Linked DNA regions of Mus musculus: region 1 is linked to region 2. Evidence: chromatin loops called from intact Hi-C (ENCODE). Cell type or tissue: left cerebral cortex. All regions are shown on one strand. Each heading gives the region's core, and the rest is flanking DNA. Links, peaks and the distances in the headings are about the cores only.

What was found. Peaks named below come from ENCODE experiments on the same cell type or tissue, not always from the same donor. Only the 100,000 strongest peaks of a DNase experiment are listed, where the experiment ranks them.
Region 1: a loop joins it to region 2, with 2.7 times the contacts of the local background. A loop is called at or near these places in 7 of 42 quality-filtered maps.

What each region holds. Positions count from the first base shown.
Region 1 is chr4:121,032,015-121,047,052 of GRCm38, reverse strand. It overlaps Col9a2 (collagen, type IX, alpha 2), which reads right to left and starts at 7,487. Exons shown (of 32, transcript NM_007741.2): 1 at 7,267-7,487; 2 at 6,014-6,088; 3 at 4,724-4,759; 4 at 4,575-4,637; 5 at 3,304-3,357; 6 at 3,156-3,191; 7 at 3,035-3,058; 8 at 2,725-2,778; 9 at 2,335-2,388; 10 at 2,183-2,230; 11 at 1,998-2,054; 12 at 1,859-1,912; 13 at 1,516-1,569; 14 at 1,074-1,127; 2 more. The coding sequence starts at 7,338. In left cerebral cortex, for the core only: CTCF peaks have their summits at 5,913 (motif pointing right) and 10,264; DNase peaks (open chromatin) are centred at 5,522, 5,899 and 7,066; H3K4me3 peaks cover 690 bases.
Region 2 is chr4:121,219,088-121,234,125 of GRCm38, reverse strand. It overlaps Gm30102 (a long non-coding RNA gene), which reads right to left and starts at 3,206. Exons shown (of 4, transcript XR_868091.1): 1 at 2,953-3,206; 2 at 2,593-2,876. In left cerebral cortex, for the core only: a CTCF peak has its summit at 8,715 (motif pointing right); a DNase peak (open chromatin) is centred at 6,917.

The sequences.
Region 1 (15,038 bases), core at 2,804-10,803, 190 kb after region 2:
GCCTTCAATTCCAGCACGTGAGAGGCAGAGGAAAAGAGATCTCTCTGAGTTAAAGGACAGCCTGGTCTACAGAGGGAGTTTCAGGACAACTGGAACTACATAAAGAGACCCTGTCTCAAAACAAATAAACAAAGACCCTGCTCAGAAAAAGGGGCTATGGGAAAAAAAAGAAAGAGAGAGAGAGAGAGAGAAGGAAGGAAGGAAGGAAGGAAGGAAGGAAGGAAGGAAGGAAGGAAGGAGAGAAAGGAAGAAAGGAGGGGAGAAAGGGGGAGAGAGAGAGAGAAAGAAAGAGAGAAAGAAAGAAAGAAAGAAAGAAAGAAAGAAAGAAAGAAAGAAAGAAAGAAAGAAAGAAAGAAGAGAGAGAAAGAAAGAGATAGAGAGAGAAAGGAGGGGAGGAAGGGGAGAGAGAGAGAGAGAGAGAGTTAAGCAACTGTTAGAGATGTCTTTGGATCCAGACCAAATTCCATTAGTTCCATAGTTAGTTTGCTAGACTTTCATTGTCTGACCCCAGTGGCTACAAGATTGGATCCTAAGACTTCTTGTGAAGTCTGAACATAAGCAAAATGACTGGGTTTTCACCACAGACCATGAGAACACCCCCATACCCAGAAGTCACCCCCATCCAGACTGACAAGCACATATATAAATGCCAATGTGTACACACACACACACACACACACACACACACACACACCAGCCTTGGATGGAGACAATCCCTTTCCAGTACTCTTCAGGGGGTCTGTTCAGATAAGGGGTGCCTGAGAACTTACCACATCCCCCTTCTCACCGGCTCGGCCTGGTGGCCCTCTTGGGCCTTCTTCACCCTGGTGTGAAGACAAGAACCTAAGTCACATGAGCCCATGAAGACCAGCACCCAGTTTGAAGCCATAGACCTCCACTGTAGGGCCTAGAGACAGAAGCAGGCTTACCGGTGGCCCAGCAGCCCCGATGGAGCCCACCATGCCTTTATAGCCACGAGGACCCTGGGGAAGAGGAAAGATTGCAGATCAGTCCTAGATGGACTTCAGATCCCAGAAGCCACAGCAACTCCTTCACAGCCCCCACAGACTCACCATCTCTCCCTTGGGTCCTGCCATGCCCGGGTAGCCCCTGATGCCTTGGGGGCCCTATCAAAAACAAACAAACAAACAAACAAATGACGGTGGAGACAGCTGCGAGGCCCAACTCACTTATGCCTTTTCTGATCCCACCTCTCACGATGCTCCTTTAAAATGGGCAGAGTGTCCCTATCTCCTGCACAGTACAAAGCTGCTCAGATGTAGAGAAGAAACAGAGCATTTAAAGAAACAGTGGCAAGCCTGGACCTTAGCCTGGCCTTCTGGTGGGCAACCTTGGTCCTGTCCTCCTTATTCCTACAGCCAGCCTGTCTTTCAACGGATCCAAGTACCCCAGCCAGACACTGATATCTTTAGAAGTTAGAGGCCAAAGCAGGTGAATGGTTGCATTAAAGGGCTCCCAAGATGATAGGGGGCATGAGAGTGGGGTGCTTCTTACCGGTGGTCCAGGGATGCCTTGCTCTCCAGAGGCACCCACATCTCCCTTGGGACCCTAAGAGCAAGGAAGAGCAGTCAGACTAACAGGCGAACACAAGACAAACAGATATCAACAACCTTTCCAACACAGACAACCAGAAATGGTCAACTAGAAACCACGAAGTCCCACACCACATGAAAAAGGGACTCAATAAGAGACCCAGTGGCCTCCTGCCCCTCAGCACAGGGATCTGCCCCCTTGAACCCATAGGACAGAGGAAGGGATGAAGAAGGAGGCAGATCTCTGTAGGATTGTCTCCCTTTAATCCTTGTCCTCATCCCTGGCCCTTAGTTCTCATACTCACTGGCTTCCCCTGGCGACCAGGATCACCCAGAATCCCCCGTTTGCCTGGATGACCCTAAAAGGAAGAGTGGATTCGTCAGCCCCAGGCTCCCTCCAAGTGCCTGCTCTACCCTCCCTCCCGGGAAAAGCCACCCTTTTACCTTCACTCCTTGCAAACCCTGAGGACCCTTCACACCAGCTGGACAGTTGGTTGGACACTGGAAAGAAAATCCTATAAGGCCTTGAGGTTTCTTGCTGGTCAAGGCCAGCTGAGCAATGCTTCCCCAAACCCCCTCCCGTCTCTCACGGAAAACCCCTGTCAATTTCTCCAGACCCCATTTCTCACCAAGAAATCCGCACTCCCTTCCAAGCCCTGGATGGTTCCTGGTCGGCCCTGAGAGGAGATGTGATAAGGATGAGACCTGACCTGATCCATCCCCACGGCAAGCCACTTCCTCAGGAACATGTAGCCAATTCAAGAGAGTTGAAGACACTTACTGGTTTCCCAGGGGGCCCTGGGGGCCCTGATGGTCCCTCTGGTCCTGGATCCCCCTGGAGGCAAGAAGAGCCCAAATTTCATCCTGCTGGGACCTCGTTTGTCCTTTCTCTCCCCCCCCCCCGTCCCACTTCCTAGCACTGTCCCATCCACACCACTCTTTAGGGCACCCCCAGAAAGCTGCCACAGTAAGGAGATCCAGGAAACTAGCGGGCAGCACCAGCCCTGAGCCTCCCAAGAAGACTTGCCACAATCCCGGGTTCAGCAGGAGAGGTTCTGCCCCAAGCCTGGAAGAGTTCTTCGTGGGCCGGAAACTCCCAGAAAGCCTGACCCAGACTGCCAGCTTAGGTGTGCACGGCAAGGGGCAGAGTTAAAGGGTGACAGAGGCTCACCTTGGGGCCTGGGGTTCCAATCTCACCAGGGAGGCCAACAGGTCCAGGGGGTCCCTGTGGGGCAAAGAGATGGCTGTCCCAGATGCCTCACAAGGTCAGCCACCTTAGATGGAAAGGTAGGGACAAAAGTTTCTTCACTGTGACTACTTAAACAACTCCCAGCAGACAGAGCTTATGAGGCTGTAAGGACCAGGCTATCCCAGACTCACACTGGCCCACTCTTGACACCAACACAACATGCTGGTCATTTCTCATGATGAGGACTGCCCTCTTTCCCCAGTCTCTGAGTACCCTGCCCCTCAGAACTTACGGGAGGTCCAGCAAAACCAGGGCCCTGTGACGGAGGAAGAGGAAATCAGATTAATGGCTCCCCTCTGCAAGTCCTCCCAACCCCTAGAGGGCCTCTCCACCCCCTTGTGCATGGCACTCACCGGCAGGCCAGGGGGCCCTGGGAGCCCAGGCTGGCCCTGCAGGAGTAATGAGAGAGAAGTCAGCGGCTAGAGCCTTCTAGAATCCATACTTCCCTCTCCTGTAGCTCCTCCAAGCTCTGGCCTTAGTGTGTCGTCAGTGAGCACGCACCTTGACTCCAGGGGTCCCCACGGGACCAGGCTCTCCCTTGGCTCCCATTAAACCCTGGGGAAGAGAGAGATGGTAGGATCATTGAGGTGCAGCCTGCCCTTAATGCACAGGGCAAGGCGAGTCTAGGGGAGTCCTTAGGCTTCCACACCGGATGAAGGCCTGGGGACCATACCTTCCTCGTTCTCTTTCTCTGGTTTACTTAGGAATCCAGGGAGGCAGGCAAAACAATTATTCTTTTTATTTATTTATTTATTTTAAGACAGAGTCTCATTATGTCCAGCCTAGGCTAGCCTTGGATCTTGTTATATGGACCAGGCTGGCCTCAAACTCAAAGAGATCCGTCCTGGGATTAAAAGCATGTGCCACCATGCCTTGCAATTATCCTTTTGTTGTGTTGTTGAGATAGTAGCTCCCAGTTCACTGAGTACCCTAGGGTGACCTTGAACTTCTGACTCCTTCCCACCCACCACCCACCCCACCACCCCCACCCTCGAGTACTGAAATTACAGATGTGCCTAATTGTGATGCTGCCCCACTGCCACAGAGCTCCAGTCTCAAGGCAATTGCCCTCCTTTGAGAGACTAGAAATGAAGACTCAAACACCTGCAGGCTCAGCCTCACTCCTCATAGTTGGAGTCTAGGTACTCAGACAAGAGTCTGGACTGGTGAGGTGCTCTCGTGTCTGCTCTTCGTAACTCCAGAAAGCCTTCATCATTTTCTCATTTGCAAATAAATGAACACACCCACCTCTCTGGGCCACTGGGAAAGAGGCAGTGAGCTTTACAATCTCAGTGGGGTGTGGGTGAGGAGTACTCCCATTAATTAACCAGTCCCACCTCCCTAAAACTGTCCTCAGGAATGTGTGGCTTTGAGGTCCCTGGGGACCCTGTAATGGTGCCCCCCCCCCAGCTGTGCCAGAGCTGCAGATGGAAAAGCAAAGCAATGGGTTTGGGGTGACAGCTGGGGGGTGGGAGGGATGCGGACAGGCCACAGAAAGGCAGTATAATTCCTAGAGGCCAGAAATGTGAGTCTAAGTCTCCACCCACACCTGCAGACAATCCTGGTCCTCGCAGAAAGCAAAGCCTCACTCTGGCTCCTAGCTGCCGGAGATCCAAGGCTTCCAACAGGGTAGATATGAGACAAGAGTGAGGTCACGGTTGTATCAAATGAAGAGGCCTGACTGGCTATAGAGCCGACATCTTGCTACCCTTCTGACCAGAACATGTGTGAACAAAGGCAGAATCAGACTCTTCCCAGCCTGGGGTACTCACATCAATGCCAGGTTTCCCATCTGGACCATCTGGGCCAGGTTTGCCAGGCTCTCCTTTGGATCCCTTGAAATTAGAAGCAGAACAGATGTTAGTCAGAGGAGAGAAAGTAGCGGAACCATCAAAGGTCAAAGAAAAAAAAAAGTACTCACCGGAGGACCAACTTTACCTGGAGGCCCCTTGTCACCCTGCAAGACACAAGCCGTGAGACATGCTTCCCTAAGACATTGTGTGGACAAGCCTGGCTGGGTGGCCCCAAAGAGCTTTCTCCTCTCTCTTTTGTGCTGAAACTTGCACTTTTTAAAAAACAGCTCCCTTTGCTCAAAACAAAATTCAGCTGTACGCAGGCCTTCAGTTCCAGAACTCAGGAGGCTTCTAGAGGTATATATAAGTCTGTAAGTTCAAGGCCAGCCTAGTCTAACAGCAAATTTCAGGACAGCCAGGGTTACATAAAGAGACCTTATCTACATTAAATTAAACTAAATTAAAACAAAACAAAATAAAAGTGCATCAACACTAATCCAGCCAGCTGAGAGGGGCATTTAATCAAGTAGATTCTAGGTATGCTGTGAAGTCCCTGGGTTTCTGGTTAACCGGGAGAAATAAAGCAAATGACAAAAATAAAATAAATAAATAAATAAATAAATAAATAATAAAGCTTTTTAGAGAAATCTGAAAGGGGACTGTGGCTTTCAGTCAGGAAAACCAGAGACTCAGGACAGAGCAAGGATCAAGGGGGCCAACTTGGGGGTAGATTCAAAATGTTCTTAAGAAAGGTCTCTTTTCCGTGTGACAAAGGACCCTTGGTAGGAGCCGGGCAGGGCCGTGGAGTCAGATTTAGCCCCAGAGAGGCCCCCAGGCATTCCGCAGCCTGCAGCAAGAGCCTGGCTGGGGCCCAGCGCCCTGCGTTTGGGGGTGGGGGCACCAGACTGAATAGAAGTCTGTCCAAACCGTAAACATCCAGCCGACCTCCTGGGGGAGCTTCCAGAATGAGGTGGTTAACCCTCAGCACACTGGGAGAGCAGAAGACAAGCCCAGCTGATTCTAAACAGGGGAGCTAAAAGCAAAAGGGAGAGACAGGAGTGTGGTCCCAAGCTGCTCAGCCAGTCTACACGAGGTTCTCCAGCTACCTTAAAGAGGCATGTAGTGTGTCAGGGGACAGCACGAAGAGGAGGAAGAGAGGGAGGGGGATAAGGACACGCTGTGAGCCGAGGCCAACAGCAGAACAGCAGGCCCTTGTTGCTGGGTGGTTTTGACAGACTCCCACATTTCAAGGCTGGTTTGGGGTTTTCTCTGAACAAACAGACTCCTTGTGGTCTCTGCAGGCACCGCCTGCTGGCAACAGGGGGCGCTAAACTTCCAGGCATCCCCACCCCTGCGCTCATAAAGTTCTCCTTTGTGGATAGCCCTGCTTCCTCTCAAGTCTGAAGTTAGATACTCACGTCGATGCCATCTGAACCAGGCACTCCTGGTGGCCCTGGTGGCCCTGGAGGACCCGGCTCCCCTGGTGGACCTCTCTGAAAATACACAAGAGTGCAGCCCTCAGACAGTACGCAGAACTGGGCTCCCAGGGGCTGCTGGAGACCCCGAGAGCAAAGGTGACTAGGGCAGCATCTCCCCAAGGAGATGGTGCTTCATGGGGAGTTTGTTGAGCAGCTACTGTGTGTCAGGCACTGTGTGCCATTATGCTCTGTTACTTTATGAACTACTCAGAACTCGGGGGGGGGTACTATTAGGGGTGACAAGCAGAGGGTGAGGAAACACAAAAAGACTCAAGGCTCGTGATCACTGCAAGTGAATGCTGAAACCGTGATTACACCCTAGGTTGGCTGGCTTCTTCCCCTGGGTCACACGGTCTTTGCACTGTCACGATAGGAAATAGATGAAGACATCATTTGCTCAAATCACAGATGATGTGCAAGATGGCACCTAGCCAACGATGGCCGTTCGAACTATTGCTGTTTTCTAACCAACAACAGGTATAGCGGTGAACTGGCACCTCTCCCTCGTCCCTGGTGCAGGTAAAGAGACCTCAGAGAAGAAGGAAAGCTGGGACTCTTCCCACCCAATCCTCCCTAAGGTAGCGAACCAGCCCCGACTCAGGAAGTCCACGCGTGCCAGATGCTGGCGCCAGGTGCCCTCCCCAGGTTAAGATGTGCCAGGCTGGCGCCTCACAGGCGAACTGTACCCCTACACTAGCACTGCTTGGTGAGCGGGCCCAGCATCCCCATTTGGTCCTAAACCGGGCATCTCTTTCCTAGGGCCCAGCTGTCCCTGCGAAGTGAGGCAGAAGCCCACAGTCAGGAAACGGACATATTGGGGCGACAGGGAAGTCTGGCTGGAGCCTGGGTCCCTTAGGAGACTCCGGGGGCGGAGGCTCCGCTGTCGACTGAATAGCCACCATTGTCTCCGCACCACCTGGGCTCTCTCCACTGCCAGGCCCCCGCGCCATCTCCTGCTCGACGCTGCCTGTCCCAGGCAAGGCCAAGCATCCCGAGGCAAGGTCCCTCTGGTTCCCGGACTAGTCAATCTCCCTTCACCGCGAGCGGTTTGCCGGGTATGCATCACCCCAGCGGCTCTGTCCTCAGCTGCCCCTCAGGCTAGGGACAGACTAGAACAGGTCCTAAAGACTCCAGGATCCTAAACCCAGGCTCTGCACCAGGGACGGCGGAGACAGAGAAGTGACAGGACTTACGATCTGAGCCAGGGCGAGCCACAGCACCTGGAGGAGAACGAACAGGCTGCGGGGCGCGGGCACGGCGGTCATGGCGAACAGCGGGTTCTGGAGCGGGGGTCCAAGCACCGATGGCGGGGGCTGCTTTCGGAGCCTCGGACTGGATCTCCCGAAAACGCAGCTAGACGGGCCGGGGCGGGGACCTGCAGGCCTGTCACCTGAGAGCACTGTGGGGAGGAACTGTCCAGCTCCGCCCGGTCAGGGGCGGATCTTCTGTGCCCACCCTGGGTCTGCATTCTGAGTTTGACCAGACGCCCCAGCTGGGAAGTCCCGGGGGCATCTCGGGGTACGGGACTACTTTCTGTGTGAAGAGCAGAAGTCCATTCGAAGTCCCTTTCCTCCTTGCCTCCAAGATCAAAGCCTTCCTCCTGGCCCTCAGCCCCATCCTTTCCCCGGGCAAGCTTGTCTGGGTCCTTTATCCTCCAGAGCCTCAACCATCTCAGGTTCTGGAGACCTGGCCAGGACTCCACCAACTCCATCTTTTCTAAATTGGCTCAGTCCTCTCCACAAACAATCAGGTCCCTGCCATATTAAAACACACCAACATCTTTCTTGAATCTGCCACCTCGGGAATTCCCCATCTGCCTCTTCTCTCCCCCTCCACCATCAATTCCATTAGAGTTGTCTGTGGCCTCTAAATTTCCCTTTCCTCTCGCCTCCCTGCTTCCATCGACCAGTGCGATCCGAACATCTTCCATCCTTGAGGCATCCTGTTAGCATTTGGATCTGCCCTTGGCAATGCCAGTCCTTCACGTCTTCTCTCCCAAGCATCCACCAGGCATCCACCCCATGTGACCTTGTACAGTTATATCCTTTGAAGACAAGTTTTTATCTATGCGAATGAGTGTTTTGCCCTCAGGTATGACCCTGTCCCATGGGGGACCAGACATCCTTGGAACTGGAGTTGTAGAAAGGTGTAAGCTCCTACGTGGGTGCTGGCAACAACCTGGGTTTTTGCAAGAAGAGCACGAGCTCTTCAGCAGGGAGCCATCTCTCCAGATCCCTACAATTACATATTAAGGAGGAGTACATGTTCTATGAAAAGTGTCCCTTAGACTATCAAACACCACAATGCATAGTCACACAAACTAAAATGGACCTGGGCTATCTAACCGTGTGGAACCACCTGCATGTGTGAGGTCCACTGTCAGCCAAGTGACACGATTGTCTTTCTCCTCAGCGGCACCTGCATGCTGCTGTCTCCTGGACTGGGAGAGACTTCTCCCTCACCCCCTTTCAACTGACCTCCCAAGTTCATGGAAACAGCCACCACTTTATTCAGTAACACCCCAAACCCACCTGTCTGGTCACCTCGGTCCAGAGCCCCTTTCTCCTCTCCTTCTCTTCCACTCACTGGCTAAGGGCAGTGGATCTCATGCAGCCACTAACCACAGTTATGACCACAGACACCTCCATGACATAAATGAAGTCTTAGTTTCCTCCTCTGTAACTGGGAACAACATGGTCCCTATCTTAAAGAATTTGCTTGAAGATTGAAGGAGCTGATGGTGGCAGCTGCTTAATGTGACAGCAGTGCGCTGTGACCCTCAGTATCATTTGCTCTTGGTATCCAACTGGCCTCCAGTATGGAAACTTGACCACAAGCAAATCAAGTGACCTGGCCAAGGAGGAGGCCTGGACAGATGGCTCCACAGATAAAAGCACTCCTTACTTTTGTAGAATTTGGGGATTTGCATCCCACATCAGATGGCTCCCAACTACCTGTACCTCCTGTTCCATAGAATCCAATGCTCTCTTCTGGCTTCCATGGGCAACAGCAAACATGCAGTGAACATATAAGCACATGCACATACACAAAACACATAAACACGTGTAAAAATCACCCTCCACATTTCCTTTTCTTAAGTATGTTATGAAGCCGGGGAGATGGCTCAGTGGTTAAGAGCACCAGCTGCACTTGCAGAGGACCAAGTACCCACATATCAGCCTATAACCATTTCTAACTCTGTTGAGCGCGCCCCCAACTCGCCAGCAAGAACGACGCCACAGCAGGATCCTTCTGCACACGTTTATTCAGTCCTGTTTCTTCTTTCTTTATATCTCCCTTGTTTATATATCTCCCTTGTTTTTACATCTCCCTTGTTTATATCTCCCTTGTTTTTATATCTCCCTTGTTTTTATATCTCCCTTGTTTATATATCTCCCTTGTTTTTATATCTCCCCCGAACCCTGGGCCTCTCACTCCTTTTTATACTCTCTCTCATCCACGCACCGCAGGCCATGCCCCCTCACCAGGCACGCAGCTTCAGCTAATCAGGGCAGCAGGGGCAAATCTCCACCAAATTGGATTCACCTGTATCCTGGTACACCTTCGCAGCACTCAAGATGTTTGTGTCTTATATGAGGAAGTCAGGTGCAAGTCATATGACTTAGCTGCAGTCCCTGGCGCCTTTGGGACTGCCGCCACACCCGCTCCCCACATAACTCCAGTTCCAGGGTTGGATGCCCTCTTCTAATCTATTAGGGCACCAGGTACCCAGGTGAAACACAGACATACATGCAGGCATGGTACATACACATAAAATAAAATAATAATTTTAAATTATGTCACACAAAATAAATAAAATGTTATATACATAAAAAAGAATTGGGCTGGTGAGATGGCTCAGTGGGTAAGAGCACCCGACTGCTCTTCCAAAGGTTCGGAGTTCAAATCCCAGCAACCACATGGTGGCTCACAACCATCCGTAACGGGCGGTGGTGGCGCACGCCTTTAATCCCAGCACTTGGGAAGCAGAGGCAAGTGGATTTCTGAGTTCAAGGCCAGCCTGGTCTACAAAGTGAGTTCCAGGACAGCCAGGGCTACACAGAGAAACCCTGTCTCAAAAAACCAAAAACCAAACAAACAAAAACAACCATCCGTAACGAGATCTGGCTCCCTCTTCTGGAGTGTCTGAAGACAGCTACAGTGTACTTACATATAATAAATACATGAATCTTTAAAAATATTTTTAAAAACTGTTAAAGTTTCAATAAAGTAGTTTATCTTAAAAAAAAAAAGACTCAATAGTTCAAGGCCAGTCTTGAATATGCAGCAATGTTAAAGGTCAATCTAGGAATCATGAGATCCTAACTGCCCTCCTAACCCCCCCCCCCCGCCCCCTGCAAAAAGTTGAAGCATAGTTGCTGACACTTTGAATCCCAGCACTCTCCAGGCAGAAGCAAGGAACCCCTGTGAGTTGCAGGCCAGCCTAGGCTGAATATAGTGAGTTTCAGGCCAGCCAGGGCTACATAGGAGACCTTATCTCAAAATGGAGGAAGAAGAAAAAGAGGAGGAGGAAGATAGTTGATATCATCTCCAGGATGAAAATTCCCAGACCTTGAACTCCTTCTTATGCTCTGCCCACCACAGGAATTTCCCTTCAAATATAAGCCTGACAATGAGAGGCCACAGGGTCAGTCAGGGGCTAGTCCAGAAAGGACTGATGCGACAGGTTTGATACAGCAAATCCACAGGATATGGAAATGTCTTCCATGAGGTCCAGAGAGAAAAGAGAAGAAAGGCAGGTGCCCCCTTTGCATTTTGTCAGATTTAATGCAGGGTTTCTTTTCATTACTTCAAGTTGAAGTTGTACTTACAGGGTTGCTTCCTATTTGAACAGAGATGGAATTTGGTTTGCAGTTTGTCTTAGTCAGGGTTTCCATTGCTGTGCTGAAACACCAAGACCAAAACGCATCTTGGGGACAAAGGGGTTTATTCAACTTACACTTCTACATCATAATCCACTTATTGAAGGCAGTCAGGACAGAAACTCAAGCAGGGCAGGAACCTGGAGGCAGGAGCTGATGCAGAGGTGGTGGAGGATGCTGCTTACTGGCTTGCTCCTCATGGCTTGCTCAGCCTGCTTTCTTAAAGAACTCAGGACCACCAGACCAGTGGGCTGGGCCCTCCCCCAACCATCACTAATTAAGAAAATAGCCAGATCTTAGAGAGGCTTTTTCTCAACTGAGGTTCCCTCCTTTCAGATAACTTTATCTAGTCTCAAGTTGGCATAAAACTACTTAGCACACAACTCTTATGCTCCGAGCCACAGGGTTTTTTTTTTTTTGTTGCTGTTGTTTGGTTTGGTTTGGTTTTTCAAGACAGGGTTTCTCTGTGTAGCCCTGGCTGTCCTGGAACTCACTTTGTAGACCAGGCTGTCCTTGAACTCAGAAATCTGCCTGCCTCTGCCTTCCGAGTGCTGCGATTAAAGGTGTGAGCTAATCTCCTTGCTTTTCTTTTCTTTTTGTTTCCTATTCTTTTCCACAGGAACTCATGTAGCCCAGGCTAGCCTTCAACTTGGATGATCTCCAACCTCTGAGCCTCCCATTTCTACCTCCAGCGTGCTGGACCTATAGGTCTGGCAGCCACACTCTGCATTCATCACACTGTTTTTTTTGTTTTGTTTTGTTTTGTTTTGTTTTGTTTTAAGCATATCTTATTCCTGGGTTCATTGTAAATTTGTTACAAGCTGTTCATATTTTACTTTAAAGAGCCCATTGATTTCCCCCTGAGAAATATAAATGAGATGCTTTATTTCCAGAGGAACCTTAATTTTATTTTATTTTATTTATTTATTTATTTATTTATTTGGTTTTTCGAGACAGGGTTTCTCTGTGTAGTCCTGGCTGTCCTGGAACTCACTCTGTAGACCAGGCTGGCCTCGAATTCAGAAATCTGCCTGCCTCTGCCTCCCAAGTGCTAGGATTAAAGGAGTGTGCCACCATGCCCGGCTAATATTTTTTTATTCTTAGAGTTGGGATTCAATAATACAGCAAGTCTAGTCTTTTAAAATAAATGATTTGTTCTTTTTGTAATGGTCCATGGGGGAGAGGGACACGTGTGTAGGCTAGAAGAGGGCATTGGATGTCCCAGAGCTGGAGCTGCCTGATCGGGTGCCTCTGCAAAGGCAACTTTTCACATCAGAGCCATCCCTCAGCCCCAGAGCTCTGGCTTCCATTCACATGTCAGTGCAGCTAGAGGTAAGATGCAAGCATTTTGTGCCTGTCTGCAGCCCTGTGGCTTCTAAACTGGAGTCTGGAGTTTGTTTGTTTGTTTGTTTGTTTGTTTGTTTGTTTGTTTTTTAAAGACGGTCACGCGTGTCCCATGCTGGCCTCAGACTTTGCAATATACCCAAAGATGACCTGAAACTTCTGATCCTTCTGTCTTGCCATCCTTGGTGTTGAGACTGTAGGTGTGCACCACCATGCTTGGTATATGCAGTGCTGGGGATTGAACCCAGGGCTTTGTGCATGCTAAGCAAGAACCTACAATCTGAGCCACAGCCCCATCTTTGAGCTCTGGAATTGTAGACTATTTGCTCTTGAGCTGATTGGCATCACTGGGGAGTGAAGTCTCTGTTCTTTGTCACCATTATAGCCATGTCACTCTAGAGCCCAGTGACTTTCAAAGAACTCAAAAGGTAAAGAATAACATCTGTCTCACTTCTCAACCTATTTCCTGTCTCTGGGACTTGTCTTTCTATACATCCAGAATTGTGGTGCAGTTGCTCATCCAGGCCTGAGCGCTTGCTTGCCCTGTTGTCTCTAGCACTTAATTCCTCTGGTGGCAAGAGCAGCTTTAATTCATCAGAAACATCTTAATTGTGTTGTAACCCGGAATTACTGATCCTAGAGAGACTTCAGTGTTGTACAGACAGTTTGCCTCTGTGCCCCCACCCCCATCCTCCCTTGCCCTTCCCCAGCATTAGAATGGCACTCAACACCCCTGCTGATAAGCAGCGAAACTCCAGGTGCCTGTCCTTGAGACCTTAGAGAAATAACATGCTCAAGGAAGACCATGGGAAAAAGGTAAACAGAGGTCAGGTCACAGACAGTGACGACTGGCCATGAAATTAGTCCTTGAACAGACACCCATTAACCCCCTCCTACTTCAGTACTGTTCCACCCTCTACTCCCCTTTTCTGTGAATATTCACACTATTCCTATACTGTATATAAACCCAATGTTTTCTGGACTCAGGGTCGCTTGCCAGCATTCACGCAGTGAGTGCTAGGTGGGCAAACCGAGTTCGAACTAGAAAATAAAAGAAGCTTTTGCGAGTTGCAATGGACTTTGCAATTCTTGGGCTCGTCTGGGTTTCCCGTGAACTCAGGGCACAACAGTGGAAATACAGTTCCACTAGAAATTGAACGCTAGGTTAGCAAGATGATTGTATTTGGTTAGCTGGTGTTACTGTGATAAAACACTGACCAACAGCAACTTAGGGAGGAAAAGGTTTATTTCAGCTTCTAGCTTGCAGTTCATCATCAAGGGAAGCCTGGACAGGGGCTGCAGGCAGGAGCTGAAATACACACACACACACACACACACACACACACACACAGAGAGAGAGAGAGAGAGAGAGAGAGAGAGAGAGAGAGACTAATCAAGGCAATGCCCCACAGGCTTGCCTACAGGTATTTTCTCAACTGAATTTCCTTCAGCCTGTGTCAAGTTGGGGAGGAGGGTGGGCAGTGGAAGAACTAACCAGTACAGTTACTTAGTGAGGCCAGAAGAGGGCACTGGATCCCCTGGGGCTGGAGTTAAAGGTGTTTTGCTTTGAGACAGGATCTCAAGTAACCAAGCATGGCTTCAAACTCACTATTTGCCTCGCGTGGTGGTTTGAATGAGAATAACCCCTTTAGGTTCATCTGTTTGAATACCTGGTCCCCAGTGGTACAACTGTCTGAGAAGGATTTGGCCTTGTTGGAGGAGATGTATCACTTGGGGGAAGACTCTGAGGGTTCAAGAGACTCACTCCATTCCCAGGGTGCTCTCTCGGCCTCCTGCTGTCGGTTAGAGATGTGAGCTCTCAGCTGTTCCTGCAGCTATGCCTCCAGTCTGCCATCATGGACTCTAACCCTCTGAAACCGTAAGCCCAGTTGAACGCTTTCTTCTCTAAGTTGCCCTGGCCACGTGTTTTGTTACAGTCATAGAAACGTAACTAAGACACATATGATGGTCTTGAATCCCTGATCCATCTGCCTCCATCTCCCAAGGGCTGGCATTACACGTATGCAGCACAACTCCCCGATGGACCCCTTGTTCTTATGGTTGATTTTAATGTCAACTTGTCACAAATTAGACTCACCTCAATAGGGAGCCTCACCTAAAGAGTTGTCCTGATGTCCATGATTGATGTGAGAAGGCCATTTAGGGGTGGCATCTTTTGGTAGCTGCCCAGATTTTAAAACTTTTCCTCTGCTCTCTTCTTGCTTGGCCTCCCTCTTGTTGCTGAGTGGCTTTGCCCCCTTGCTGCTGCTACTTCTGCTGATTCCTTTGCTAACAGTAGAACCAATTCTTCCAAGCTTTTACGGTAGACTAGCCTATCTTTAGGAACCTTCAGGTTCCTGGTGCCATACTGAAACTACTGAGGCACCCTGCCTCATGGTCTGAGAAGCTAATGGTTGTCACACACCAATGAAAGACAGCTGTTCTAGAACTCCTCTGACTGTTGGGGCTCCCAGAATCAAGGGCCAAGTAACTTCTGAGTTCTCGGGTACAATTTGGCTGTTGTTTCTGTCTTAAAGCTCACTTAATAAATTCTGAATATGTATATGTATATATATGTGATATTGATATATTTATATACTTATACATATCGATGTGTGTGTGTGTGGTGGTTTGAATAAGAATGGCTCCTGTACAGTCATGAGTCTGATCGCTTGGCCCATGGGGAGTGACACTATTGGGAGATGTAGATTTGGAAGAAGTGTGTCACTTTGGGATCA
Region 2 (15,038 bases), core at 3,984-11,983:
AAATCCTTCTGTTACCTAACCTAAATCTTTCTGTTTAGGACATTGTCACCAGTACTGATATTCTTTGGAGGGCCACTTTGGACTTGACACTATGTAGCCCTGTCTAACCCAGAACTCACAATGTGGAGCAGGCTGGCCTCAAAGCCATAGAGATCCACCTATCTTTGCCCCAGAGTGCTGGGATTAAAAGAGTGTACCACCAAGGCCAACCAGAAGGTATTAGTTTGACACGTATGGTGCCAGGGCCCTCTTAGCCACCATGGGCTTTCTCCTCTTTATGTATTATATTCTTATAAAATTTTACTTTGATCCCACAGGAACTCTGATAGTTTCTTGGTGAGTAAGGATGAAGCTGCTACCCATCTCCCTCTGGGGAAATGCCTACTCATTATTTAATAGCAATATATGTATGTACCAAGTAACCATTGTGGTATGTAAGTACAGGTTAGACAAGAGAACTTTACAAGTGCACTAAAGCATTGTGTAGTACATCAAAGTTTTGTACAGAACATCTCATAAAATGAGCTTGCTCATAAACTATGTAATGGAACTGGTCATGGTAGCACAAGCCTGTAATCCTAGCACCTGGGAGAAAGGGGACAGGGCAGGGGGACACAGAGCTCAAGGCCATCCTTATCTATATAGCCAGTTGGAGGCTAGCCTAGGCTACGTAAGACCCTCTCCTAAAAATAAGTAAATGAGCAAATCATTAAACACGGGTTTTTTTTCTGCTTTGCTTTGTTCTGTTGAGACAGGGTCTCACTGTGTAACCCTGGTTGATATGAAATTCTCTATGTAGACCAGGCTACCTTCAAACTCACAGAGTTTACCTGCCTCTGTCTCCTGAGTGCTAGGATTTAAAGCATTCACCACCATTCCTGGTCAGTCACTTCCATTTTTGACACTTTAAATGTCCTGACCACATTTTAACGGTTTTCCATGAGGCTGAAGAGATGACTCTATGGTTAAGAGAGCTTGCTGATTGTGCAAAGGACCAGAGTTCAGTTTCCCAGCACCCTTGCTGGACAGCTCACAGCTGCCTGTAACTCCAACTTCAGAAGGGCATCAGGTATCCGGTATTATTTTCTGTCTGTCCCTTTAAGCCAGTGTCTCTCCCTGAGCCTGTGGTTTGTATTTCCCTGGTTAGACTGGAAGCCAGCAAACCTCATGAACTCTCCTGTCTCCAGGTTTTCAGAGTTGGGTCTATAAGAATGCGTGGAATGCCTGGTTTGGTGTGTGGATGCTGAGATGCCAACTCCAATCCTCACAGCTTTACAAGTGCTCCTAACCATTGAGTCATCTTCTCTAGTCTCTATTCTCATGTTTTAATTTTTTACTAAATTTTTAAATTATATTTATTCCTTCATTCGTGTGTGTGTGTGTGTGTGTGTGTGTGTGTGTGTGTACCACAGCACCAGTGTGAAAACCAGAAGACAGCTTGTGGGAGTCTGTTCTTTCTTCCCATCATGTGGGTCCCAGGGATAGAACTCAACTAATCAGTCTTTGTGGCAAGCTGCCTGAGCAGCCCACTGGTCCATTGGTTTGACTTTAAAATAGATTCTTAATTCTGTGCAGTTCTGAGGCAAGATTTCCAGGTTTAAGCACACATACGCACATGCACATGTGTACGCACACATTTTCAGTTGGGGAGGGCTTTACAATTTAATTCTATTTCATGCACTTTTTAAAAAAAAATTCTCAGTCGCCAACAAATCTTAAAAACTAAAATTCTTAAACCAGTCCACTGGCAAAAATAGCTAAATTAATGGGCCAAAAAGAGTATGCAGAACTTCCGAAGTATATAAGAGCTGCAGCCAGCAGGGTGTGCTGTGGGACTGGCCTGCTGTCTTCTTTAAAACAGATTTCACCATCGGAGTTTTAAAAAGAATATTTTAATGAGAGGCTCTACCAGCAGCTGACTGAGACAGATGCAGATACTGACAGCCAGCTATTGAACTGAGGTCGAGACCCCTATTTAAGAGTTAGGGGAAGGACTGAAAGAGCTGAAGGGGATTGCAATCCCATAGGAAGAACAACAGTATCAACTTACCCAGACCCCTCAGAACTCCCAGAGACTAAGTCACCAACCAAAGAGCATACATGGGCTGGTCCGTGGCCCCAGACACATATACAGCAGAGGATTGCCTTGTCTGGCCTCAGTGGGAAAGGATGCACTTAATCCTGTAGGAACTTGATACCCCAGGGAAGGGGGATGCTGGTGGGGTGAGGTGAGGGTGGGTAGGTGGATGGGGAGCACCTTATCAGAAGAAAAGGGGAGGGTAGAGGAGATGAGGAACTCGGGGGAGAGGGGGACAAGGAGGGGGGGCAACATTTGGAATGTAAATAAATAAAATAATTTAGTTTTAAAAAAGAATATTTTAAAGCTACCAAGAGACATGTTCTGGTTTGGTAGAGTAAAATATGCGAGTTAAAAATGAATGTTAGGTTTAAAACAGTGATAGGAACTCTGGGGATGAGAAATAAAGGGGCTTGCAGTTGGTGATGAGAGAGCAAAGCCACAAGAGGAAGGACAGGGCTTAGGGAAAAAACAAAGCGGTCTTGGCAGCCTCTAACTGGCACCTGCAGCCTCACCTCTTACCGGGAGTGGACCGCCCCCAGCTCCTGGCAAGGTGCTAGACGTTAGGTAACCAAGGAAAACCACCGTTGCATCTTGGTAGCTGTATCCGCCGCGGTTCCTTTGTGGTTGAATGTCTTGAAGCTGTAGTGAGGCTGTTCCCACCGGAGCAGAAAGAAACTCTCCAGGGCATCCTCCCACACGTGTGCGGTAACAAAGGGTCTGCAGCCTCAAAAGGCCTCACTCCCTTGTAATATCATTTGCATCCCTCATCTTGTGTGGCGATTATAGGAGGAAGCACCTAAAAGAAAAGAAGATCTGGCCCACTATATTTTAGACAGAAGAGGAGTCACCTTACTCATGAATATGCCACTCACCTCATAAATATTCATGCAGACTTCCTTAAAAGCCACAATACAGCATCGCGTGCTGCTCTCCACTTTGAGGCAGTCTACTCCACGCAGTCTTTGAAGTTCTTGCTTTGCTTAGCTGTGCTTAGTTTTGCTTCTACACCTTTGTTACGTAAACTTCTGCTCAAACTGAATTCATCCACTCAACAAGATAAAAACCTATGGCTGGCAAGAAGGTTGGGCAAACCTAACAATCTAGCTAGATCCCTTAAAAAGCCTGACACACTGGCACCTATTTATAATTCCAGCATTCCTATGGTGAGACGGGAGAAACCCATGAGTGTCAACTGCCTTAGAATATGCACCATGGCAGAAGCAAGAGAAACCCTGACTCAAAAACAAGGCAGAAGGAAAGAGCTGCTTCCCAAGGTTGTCCTCTCCCCCACCCCATACACTCACATAATCATGATAATAATAATAAAAATAAAAAGATTTTTAATTAGGTTTGCTTGTTTAGATGGGGGCTTTGCTATGTAGACCATAATGGCCTCAAACTCACAGAGATTCTCCCCGCTGCCTTCCTCATCCAGTGCTGAGATTAAAAACAAGTGCCACTGTACCCAGCTTTTTAAAATGTATGTATTATTTATTTTAAAAATGAAGGCTCTTTTTCTTCTTTCCCCTTCCACGCTCCCTGCCACTCCTTTTCTTCTTCTCTCTCTCTCTCTCACAATAAACCTCTAAAAAAAAAAAAAAAAAAAAAAGGCCAAGATCCATTTGTGCTTGTGCGTGCATTTAATTCCAGCACTTGAGAGGCAGAGGCAGGTGGGTCTCTCCGAATTTGAGGCCAGTCTTGTCTACTCAGTAAGTTCCAGGACAGCCAGGACCACACAGAAACCCGGTCTTGAAAACCCTAAATTAATGAATTATTTTAATTAATTATTAATTAAAAATAAGAATAAAATGAAATAGAAGCCAAGGACCTAAAGAGCCCTGCAATCTCTGCCATATTTCTCTTGTGTTGACTTCTGAGTGAACTAGTTAGTGAACTAGTTGCTAATAATTAGTTTATCAAGCAAATCAAACTGATGGAAAGCCAAATTAAAAAAAAAAAAAACTGTTGTCTAAACCCACTCATACTATTTATTTTGACACTCATGTAAGATGTCTATGTAACAAAGGGCTTTCCAACAAGACCAAGACACAGTCTCTTCTGAGGTTCATGTTTCTCCCAGAATCGCTGGTACATGGGACTGCCTATATGAAGCATCTTTGTTCCCACAACAGAGCCTAGGGCAGGTGGATGAGGGAGTGGACATTTTGCATTTCCCTTGTTCTTCATTTTGTATAGTCCAGAAGCAACAATTGCAGAGACAGAGAGTGTCTCGTTAACTTTTCAGACAAGTTTTTAGAACTCTATTCTTCAACAGATGAAGATGACAGCTTCAGTGTCATTTAATTTGTGAAAGTTTACAGAATCTTCATAATTCACCCACCCCAATTCATACCCCTAACTCCCTCCCTCTCTCTGCACCTACCTTCCTCCCTCCCTTTTCCCCTCCCTCTCTTCCTCTCCCCTCCTCTGTTTCCCTCCCTCCCTCACGTGCTCTCTCTTTCTTTCATTTTGTTTTATTTTTATTTTTGACAGGGTCTGATATAAGCTCGGCTGGTCTCAGACTTACAACAGTCTTCCTGCCTCCACCTTTCAGGTGCTGAGATCACAGGTAGGGCACGCTTGTAATTCCAGATTCAGAAAGACTATTCTTTCGGAATCAATTACTTTAGTATCCTGTAGTGGGGTGAAGGGAGAAAGTTGACCAAAGTCTCAGCAAATCTGTACTCTAGCATTCAGGAAGGAAAAAAAATAAAATAACAGGAGGATCAGGAGTTCAAGGTCAGACCCAGCTTTGTGGCAAGTTCCAGACCAGCTAGGGCTGCATACGACTCCAGTTTAGAAATGAACAAAACAAAAACAAAAATAAACACACACACACACACACACACACACTCACACACACACACACACACACCTTTAATCCCAGCACTCCAAAGGCAGAGGCAGGCAGACCTCTGAGTGAGTTCTAGGACAGCCAGGGATACACAGAGAAACCCTGTTGCTCAGTGTATACCACTTACTTTACCTTGTCCTCCAGCTTTCTTTCCAACTCTACCCCAAACTGTTATTTTTTTTCCCATGATCAAGTTGAAAACATTTATAGCCAGTATTCTGTGTATTGTCAGAATTCCCAAAGCTGAAATTAACAAGGACCATCCTATCACCCTATGTAGTTATTTGAGGTAATTCTAAGTTATAAATTACAACCTATGTAAATTAAATATACATGTTTCTTGCTAAGGGCATTTATCTTGTTTCTACTGATGGTGATTGACCTCAGAGACCTAAAATGCCAGGCCCTCTACATCTGAACTTTATTTAAACTGATTCACTTTTCTCTGAAAGAGTCAATTTATTGTTGATTTGGCCTGGGTTTTTGGAGACAGGGTCTCGCTGCATGGTTCAGGCTGGCCTGGAGTGTAGCCCAGATTTGCCTCAAACTCAAAACAATCTTTTTGTCTCAGAATTACTAGGAACTACAGGCTGCCACAACTATTCTCTTTCAATGTCTTTATTATTGCTGTTAACATTTTTTAGATTTATTTATATTATTATTGAGTGTGTGTGTCTCTGTGTGTATGTGTCTGTGGGGGGATGGGGGGTGGGTATGTGGGGGGGAGTGCGTGTGTGCATGTGTGCATGCACCAGAGCTGGCTCTCTCTTTCTACCATGCAGGACCCTGGATTTGAACTCAGGGTGTTAGTTTTGGTAGCATATTCCTTTATCCATTGAATTATCTCTTTAGCTCTTCTTGAAAGAAAGAAAAAAAGAAAGAGAAAAAGATTTATTTAATTCATTTATATGAGTACACTGTAGCTGTCTTTAGACACACCAGAAGAGGGCGTCAGATCCCATTACAGATGGTTATGAACCACCATGCGGTTGCTGGTCTCTAGATCTTCTTTTGATGGTTTAAAAATTAGTTATTGGCAAAGCTGTTTATGGGAGAGGGAGGGATAGGGGGAAGAGAAAGGGGAGGAGTAGAGGGAGAGGGAGGAAAAAAGAAAAAAGATAAAGAACAAGAAGAAGAAAAAGAAAGGGAAAGGAACCCATTTTCTTTTGGGGAATAGCCAAAAGGAAAGAGGAAAATTTTGGTAAGGTACATGTCTCTAATCCCAGCAATTTGAAGATGGAGGGGGTGGGCTGTGATGATTTTGGGACCAGCCTGGACTAAATAGTGAGACCCTGATAGAAGGAAGAAAAGAAGAAACACAGGTATTAAAAATTCCATGAATTTAAAATATCTGATAAACACTGGACATATTACTTTGTACATTAAAGACTAGGGAAAAGCTGGGCAGTGGTGGCGCACACCTTTAATCCCAGCACTTGGGAGGCAGAGGCAGGTGGATTTCTGAGTTCGAGGCCAGACTGGTCTATAGAATGAGTTTCAGGACAGCCAGGGCTACACAGAGAAACCCTGTCTCGAAAAGCTGGGGGCAGGGGGAGGTGAGAGGGGAAGGCTGGGCAAAGAGGACTTAATTAGCTGGGTAATGAGGGGTTAAAATGTTTTCAGGTTGTTAGTGGGGCTGCCTCTAGTTTGTCAAGGACTAACTGAAAGAGGAGTCAGTGAGGACCCCTCTGTACTTGGACTACAACACTATACCGTGGCTACAACAAAGAACCAGGCCTAAAAACAAACATCCAAAGCACCCAGGCCAGGGAGTGCTTGTCTGCTAAAAGCACTTTAGAGTGCACCCTCTCCTGGAGGGGTGAAGAAACCTCCTCTTACAGGCCTGGTGCCCCTGGCACTGAGAAATTGGACATGGTCAGGTCACTTGTGTTTGGCAAACTCCCTTTTGGCATCTGGTAAGAGAAATTGCTCAGGACTTGAAAATAGATCTGTGTTCCCAGAGTGCAGCTGTTAGCACTTTGCTGGAGGCAAGTGAGGCCCATCTGGTTGGTGGTTTTTTTTTTTTTTAATACCAGTCTGTGTGCCATCCATGCTGAATATGTAACAATTGTGCCAAAAGACATCCAGATAGCATGCCACCATGGAGAACACGATTAAGAATCCTTTATTCATTCTCAAAAAGAAAAACCCCACAAAACAAAAAACCTCATTTTCCTTTTCCTGTTATTGGTAGTTTTGAATGTTTGATTTTCCCTGCCACCTCATGGGACCTAACAGTACTGAAATATATAGCTGGGAGTAGAAAAACACAAGACAGAAATCAGGTATTGGCAGCTTTTTCCATTTTCTATGTGTGTGGTTGTTTTTTTAATATTAATACAGAAATCTAAAGCATTAATGTAAATTTAAAAATTTACATGAGAGAGTCCAAGTGTTTACCTTGGCAACAACGATCAACAAACTCATTCAATTTTGTTGTTTGCTTGTTCTGTTTTTGAGACAATGTCTCTCTGTAGCCCCGGAAGTCCTGGAACTCCATAGGTAGATCAGGCTGACCTCAGACTATAGAAATCAACCTGCCTCTGCTTTCTGAGTGCCAAGATTAAAAGCATGCTCTACCAAGTCTGGCTTCCTGTTCAATCTTTCTTTTTCTCTTTGTCTTGGCAGCAGGCGGGCAGGCATAGTGCTAGAGCTGTAGCTGAGAACTTATATCTTGATCCGCAAGCATGAGATTGAGAGAAAGCTAACTTGGAATGGCATGGGCTATTGAAACCTGAAAGCCTTCTCTCTCTGTGACACACCTCCTCTAACAAGGCCACACCTCCTCTACAAGACCACACCTCCTCCAACAAGGCCACTCCTCCTCCAACAAGGCCACACCTCCCCATCCTTCCTGACCAGTTCCACCAACTCAGGTCAACTACTCAAACATATGAGTAGCTCCCTCTTCTCCTCTTCTTCCTCCTTCCTCTGGAGCACTGTGCCCCCCACATAGAGCCTCACCCATGTATAGATGAGTGTTCTTTCACTGAGCTACAGTCCCAGCTCTGAACGCATCAAACTTTTCTTAAAACTACTAGTGAGAAGCTGAAGAGATGGCTCAGCAGTTAGGAATGCCGGCTGCTCTTGCAGAAGGTCTGGGTTCAGATCAAAGCACCTGTCTTGTTAGGGTTTCTATTACTGTGACAGGATACCTTGACCAAGGCAACTCTTACAAAGGAAAGCATTTAATTAAGGCTGCCTTACAATTTAGAGGTTTGGTCCATTGTCATCTCATGGCAGGAAGCATGGCAGCACACAGGCAGATGTGGTACTGGAGAGGTAGCTGAGAGTTCTACATCTGGGTCAGCAGACAGCAGGAAGACAATGCAACACTGGGTCTGGCTTGAGGATCCAAGCCCTCACTCAGTGAAACATTTCTTCCAACAAGGCCACGCCTCTTATTAGAGCCATGCCACAGACTTATGGGGGCTATTTTTATTCAAACCATCACAGTAACCATGACAGAGGGCTCCCAGTTGCCTGCAATTCCATTTCTAAGGTGTCTAATGGCCTTTTCTGTCTTCCAAGGGTGCTCATCCCTACACACACACACACACACACACACACACACACACACCACAGACGAAAAACAAAACTAGTGTTCTAGTTCACTTTCTACTCAATTATTTAACAGGGATTTTTTTCAGTTCTAGTTTTATTTTTAGGTTTGGGGGGTTTTGTTTGATTGGTTGTTTGGTTTTTTGGGTTTTTTGGTTTTGTTTTTTTAAAGATTTTTTTCTTTATTTTATGTATGTTGCTCTCTTCAGACACTCCAGAAGAGGGCACCAGATCTCATTATAGATGGTCATGAGCCACCATCTGGTTACTGGGAATTAAACTTAGGACCTCTAGAAGAGCAATCACTGAACCATCTCTCCAGTTCCTTATTTTTCTATCTTCAAGACAGAGGCTCACACGTAACTTTGGTTGGCTTGGAACTTGATATATAGACCAGACTGGCCTCGAACACGTAGAAACTTGCCGGCCTCTGCCTCCTGAGGGCTAAGATTAAAGGTGTGTGCAACCACACCCCATCCATGACAGAGGTGTTAATTTAATGTTTAATTCTTCATATTCCACATAATATCACTTGTGAGCTAGATGTATATTGTCTGTGAAATGATCCTCTGTTACTTCAAGTGTGTAAAACTGTACCTCACCAATACTTACATGTGTTTTTCTCAGAATGCATCTCTACCTCTAAATGAAGCTTAGCTCAAGGGGATGATCTCCAAGTTCAAGGCCACCCTGGTCTAGAGAGCTGGTTCCAGGACAACCAGGGCTACACAGAAAAACCATGTCTTGAAAAAGAAAAAACAACAACAATAACAACAAAAAGTGGCCGGGCGTGGTGGCACACGCCTTTAATCCCAGCACTCGGGAGGCAGAGGCAGGCGGATTTCTGAGTTCAAGGCCAGCCTGGTCTACAAAGTGAGCTCCAGGACAGCCAGGGCTATACAGAGAAACCCTGTCTGGAAAAACCAAACAACAACAACAACATCTTTTTAAGGCCAAGTCTGTAGGGGCTGGAGTGACAGCTACAGTGTACTCATATACATAAAGTAAATAAATAAATCTTTAAAAAAAAAAAAAAAAAAGACCAAGCCAGTAATCTCAGCACTTAGAGGCTGCGGTAGAAGGATTAGGAGTTTAATGATAGCCTCATCTTCAAAGTGAGTTTGAGGCCAGCTCAGTCTACAAAACAACAATAAAAAAAGACAGGTCTGAGGATGCTGCTCAGCTGGTAGAGTGGTTGCCTAGCAGGCACATAGCTCAGGGTTCAGTCTCGAGCACCTAGTGAACTGGCTAAGGTGGCACACAGCAGTTATTCCATCCCTGGGGAGGTAGCTAAGGAAGAATCAGAAGTTCAAGGTCATCCTTGGCTACACAGCAAACTGGACAGCAGCCTGGGATACATGAGATTCTGTTTCCAAAACTCAAAGCAAGACAAAACAATAACAGAAACACCTTTTCCCCCTCGCCATAAAACTAAATCTTAATATATAGTCAAGGTTAGACCTCCAAGTTGTTTTAATTATTTATTTGACTTATTTACTATTTGTTTGTAATGATGCACATGTGGAGGTCAGAGAACTGTTTTTGGAAGTTAGATCTCTCCTTTCTATAACAGGCCCCTAGACCTTAACACAACTAACTCCATGATGAACATACCATTCAGGCCGTTTAACTCAGCATAAAGCACCACCAACCAAAATGAAAACAAAGGCCTAATCCATCAAAGTCCATAGTAACAGGAAAGTCTCTAAATGTACTAACCTTGCTATTTAGTTTCTGAAGTTCTGCTTCTAGCTAACTGTTCTTGTTAACTGGAGTGTGTCAACCCAGAACATGCTTTTTGTTTTGTTTGGTTTTTTGGTTTTTTTTTTTTTTTTTTTTTTTTTCGAGACAGGGTTTCTCAGTGTAGCCCTGGCTGTCCTGGAAGTCACTCTGTAGACCAGGCTGGCCTCAAACTCATAAATCCACCTGCCTCTGACTCTCAAGTGCTAGAATTAAAGGTGTGTGCCACCACTGCCCGGCTCAGAACATGCATTTTTGTGTTTAAAAGCTTACTCTGTGAAAGGCTCAGTGCTATATTGGGATCCCAGACATCCAGTGTAGTAGCTGGCCTGCTAAGGACTTTCTATTGGCTTAAACCTATATCAGAGCAATCTTCTCTGGTGGATACCCTATAATACTTTCACCTTGTGAGTTCTGGGGATCAAACCCAGGTTATTGGGCTTCAATGGCAAGTGCTTTACCTGAGGAGCTATCTCAATGGCCCTTTTAGAGACAAGCTCTCCATCTGTAACTCAAGCTGGGCAGGAACTCATATGTGGTCCAGGTTGGCAATTCTCCATCACAGGCTCTTAATACTGGCATGTAGGCATGAGTCACAATACTCAGCCTGAAGCTTGTAAAGAACAATTCATTCTTTCATAATTGTATACATGTCTAACAATCATATTACTCTTACTACCTCATAGCCTCTCCCCTGCTACTGAACGCTTTCTTTTTAATAAGCCACTCTCCTACAACACCTCTCTCCCTACCCCTCCCTATCTCTGCCTAGAGATGAAAACCTGGACTGGAGAGATGTGTCAGTGAACAGCTCTGGCTGCTCTTCCAGAGGACCCAGATTCAATAGCCAGAACCCACGTGGCAGCTCACATCTGTCTGTAACTCGAGTTCCAGGGTTTCTGACACCTTCACACAGACATACATACAATCAAAATACAAATGCCCATAAAATAAAAATAAATCATATATTAAGGTTTTTTTTTAAACAGGTCTGTAGAAATGCCTCAGTGGTTAGGAGCACTAGTTGCTCCTACAGAGGACTCAGGGCTTGGGTTCGGTTCCCAGAACTCATAGGTAGTTCACAACCAACGATTACTCTACTTCAAAGGGGCTCCAATACCCTCTTCTAACCCCTGTGGGTACTGTGTACTCTTGTGCAAGCAAAACCCTCACATACATAAAGTAAAATAAATACACAATCTAAAAAGAATGAAAAGAAAAAATGATTCATTTATTTTATATGCTTGAGTATTTTACCTGCATGTATGTATGTGCACTGCATGCATGTCCACAGAAAAGGGCATCAGATCCCCAGAACTGTAAGCTACCACATGGGTGCAGTGAGTGAAGTGGGTTTTACTATATAGCCCTTGATGGCCTAGAACTCACTTTGTAGACCAGGCTGGACTCCAACTCACAGAGATCTATGGTTAAGAGCATTTATTGCCTATTTTGATATCAGACATGGAGATGCAGAGTTTGGAGTTTGGCCATCTGGTTTTAGCCTTGCTTTGGTCCAGTATTTCCTCACTATACTCAGTTTCCTCCTTTTTGGAATGGCAATGTATACTGGAATTGTGTGTTGGAAGTATGTTGATTTTGATTTTACAGGGGGGTGCAGTTAATAGATCACTGAGTCTCAGAAGAGACTTTAAACTTTGCACTTTTAAACAATATTGAGACTGTGATACCTCTATAGGCTCACGTGTTTGAATGCTTAGCCACCAGGAAATGGATCTGTTTGAGAGGGTTATGAGTTGTGGCCTTGTTAAAAGAGGTATATCACTGGGAGGGTGGGCTACGAGGTTTCAAACCTCCAAGCCAGGCATAGTCTCCCTCTCTGCCTTTGGATCAGGATGTGGCTCTGTACTCCTTCTCCAGCACCTCCAGCACCACACCTGCAATGCCTGCCACCATGCTCCTACCATGATAATGATGAACTAAGCCTCTGAAACTGTAAGCCAGCATCAATCAAATGCTTCCCTTTATAAGAACTGTGGTCATGGTTTCTCTTCACAGCAATAGAACAGAGACTAAGAGAGAGGTCCAGATGTGAGGGCTGCTGCTAGCTCAAGGTCCGTCTGAGCTACATGATGAGATCGCCTCAAAAAGAAAAAAGGAGAACAAAAACATCTTTTTAAATGGTAAAATTGATGTAACTGCTAGTATCTTGTCTTCGCTTTTGCATTTCAAAATGTTAATATGTTTTAATTTAGATAGGGGCCCATCAAATGTAAGACAAGCCTTCCTGCTATTGGCTATACCAGGGTCAACTTACAGTGAAGGTCACTAGGATTCGAAGTTCAACAGGGAAAAGAAAGATACCCACATTCCAAGACAGCAAGCTCATCACACAATGTTTCTACCACCCAACTTTTTATTTCTATTTTATCTTTTAAGACAGCATCTTGTTGTACAGCTTAGATTGGCCTGGAACTCTTGGTGACCCTTTTGCCTTGTCCTCTTAAGGGCTGGAATTATAGATGTGAGCCACTCCAACTGTCTAGGTCATACTCATCATCTCACAGAGTAGGTTTACCTGACATTTGTTTTTTATAAATTTTGTTTATATTTAACACTTGAATACCATGACTGAGTTGTGCTTGCCAAGCTAGTACCTAGCTATGCTACTAACGACGAGTAAATACCAAGAGAGCTTTAAATGTTAGGGGCTGCTTTCTTTTTCAGTGTAACATTAAAGATGTACATGGTAGGGCTGGAGAGAAGACTCAGTGGTTATGGTTACAACCATCCCTAACTCCAGTTCAAGGAGATCTGATGCCTTCTTCTGGCCTCCACGGGCACTAAACACAAAAGTGGTACACATTTATATGCAGGCAAAACACTCAGACATAAAATAAAATGAATAAATCTAACAATTTCTTTTTTAAAAAACTATGACCCAGGTGTGGTGGCACACGCCTTCGATCTTTTGGGAGGCAAAAGAGGTAGGCAGATCTCTGAGTTCAAGGTCAGCCTGGCCTAACAAAGTAAAGTCTAGGATGGCCAGGGTTACTTACACAGAGAAGCCCTGTCTTGAAAAAAAAAACTGTGGCTCTGATGAGCTGCACTCAATGGGCCCATCAACAATCTATCATGGAGCACAGGGGTGCTTATGAGGCCACACTGGTCTCTGGGAATATATATGTAGCTAATGGTTGCTGGGGGAGGAAAGTACAATTTTTCAGTAGTGTAAAACTTGTAAGCTGCCCATAGTCATGTGAACAATCCCTTACATATGATCCTGTAAGTAACCTTATCTAAACTGACCGGGTTCCCCACCCCCTTCTCTCTTTCCTATGCCATGAATGTATCATGTATTAAAAATAGAAAAGAAGCCTGTGAGATGGCTCAGCTGGTAAGAACTTGCCACCAAGCCTGATGATCCAAAGATTCCCAGGACCCACATGGTGGAAAGGGAGAAGCAGTTCCCCCCACCCAATGTCTTCTGACCCTCCACACATCTGCCACAGGGTGTATGCATGTGTCCATGTACACACACACACACACACACACACACACACACACACAAACACTTGTGTGAAAAAAGAAAAGAAAGAGAGAAAGGGAGGAAGGAAGGGAGGAAGGAGGGAGGGAGGGAGGGAGGGAGGGAGGGAAGGAAGGAAGGAAGGAAGGAAGGAAGGAAGGAAGGAAGGAAGGAAGGAAAGAAGGAAGGAAGGAAGGAAGGGAGGGAGGAAGGGAGGGAAGGAGGGAAGAAAGGAGGGAGGGAGGGAGGGAGGGAGGGAGGGAGGGAGGGAGGGAAGGAAGGAAGGAAGGAAGGAAGGAAGGAAGGAAGGAAGGAAGGAAGGAAGGAAAGAAGGAAGGAAGGGAGGAAGGGAGGGAGGAAGGGAGGGAAGGAGGGAAGAAAGGAGGGAGGGAGGGAGGGAGGGAGGGAGGGAGGGAGGGAGGGAGGGAGGGAGGGAGGGAGGGAGGGAGGAGGCCAGGTATGGTGGGAATGCTTACAGTCTCTGTATTCAGGAAATGGAGCAAGGAGGATCAGAGCTCCAGGTGATCTTTTGCCAAAAAGCAAGTTCAAGACTGTATGAGGCTATATGAAACTGTTTTGTTTTTAAAGAGGGTGAGGGTTTTTAAAGAAAATAGAGAAAGAAAGTGTGATGGGAATGGGTAGTTTACTTGCATAGTGTGAATGAAGCCCTGGTTTTAATCTCCAGCACTGTATAAAGTGGGAATTGTGACACAGGCCTGTAACCACAGCAGGAGGATGGCAAGTTCAAGGCTTTCCTCAGCTACATGGACAATTTGAGGCTAATCAGGACTGCATGAGACTCTGTCTCCAAAAATCAGATAGAAGGAAGGAAGGAGCAGAAAGGAAAGGAAGGGAATTAATACAGTATGGTAGCTCATACCTGTATCCTAGCCTTTAGGACTGGAGAATTTGAGGTTACATGGCTCAGTATGTAGCCATTCATTTACTTGTTTGTTTGTTTGTTTATTAAATAGGGTTCCTTTAGCCTATGCTGGCCTGGAATTAATATAGTTGAACTCCCGGTCCTCTTGTTTCAATTTCCCAAGATTACAGATATGAATCACAATGCCTACTTTTTAGATTTTTAAAAATTAATATTTTATTAGTATGTTTTTATGGCTTAGCATGGTTAGCATATTTAATAGGCTCCATTGTGACATTTTCATACATGTATAGTACTTTTCCCCCATTTTAATGATTGGAGCCAGGGCTGAGGTGTAGCTCATTTGGCAAAGTGCTTATCTAGCATGTACAAAGCCCTCATGTAAATCTCCAACAGCACATACACTGGGTATAGTAGCACAGAGAGTAAAAGG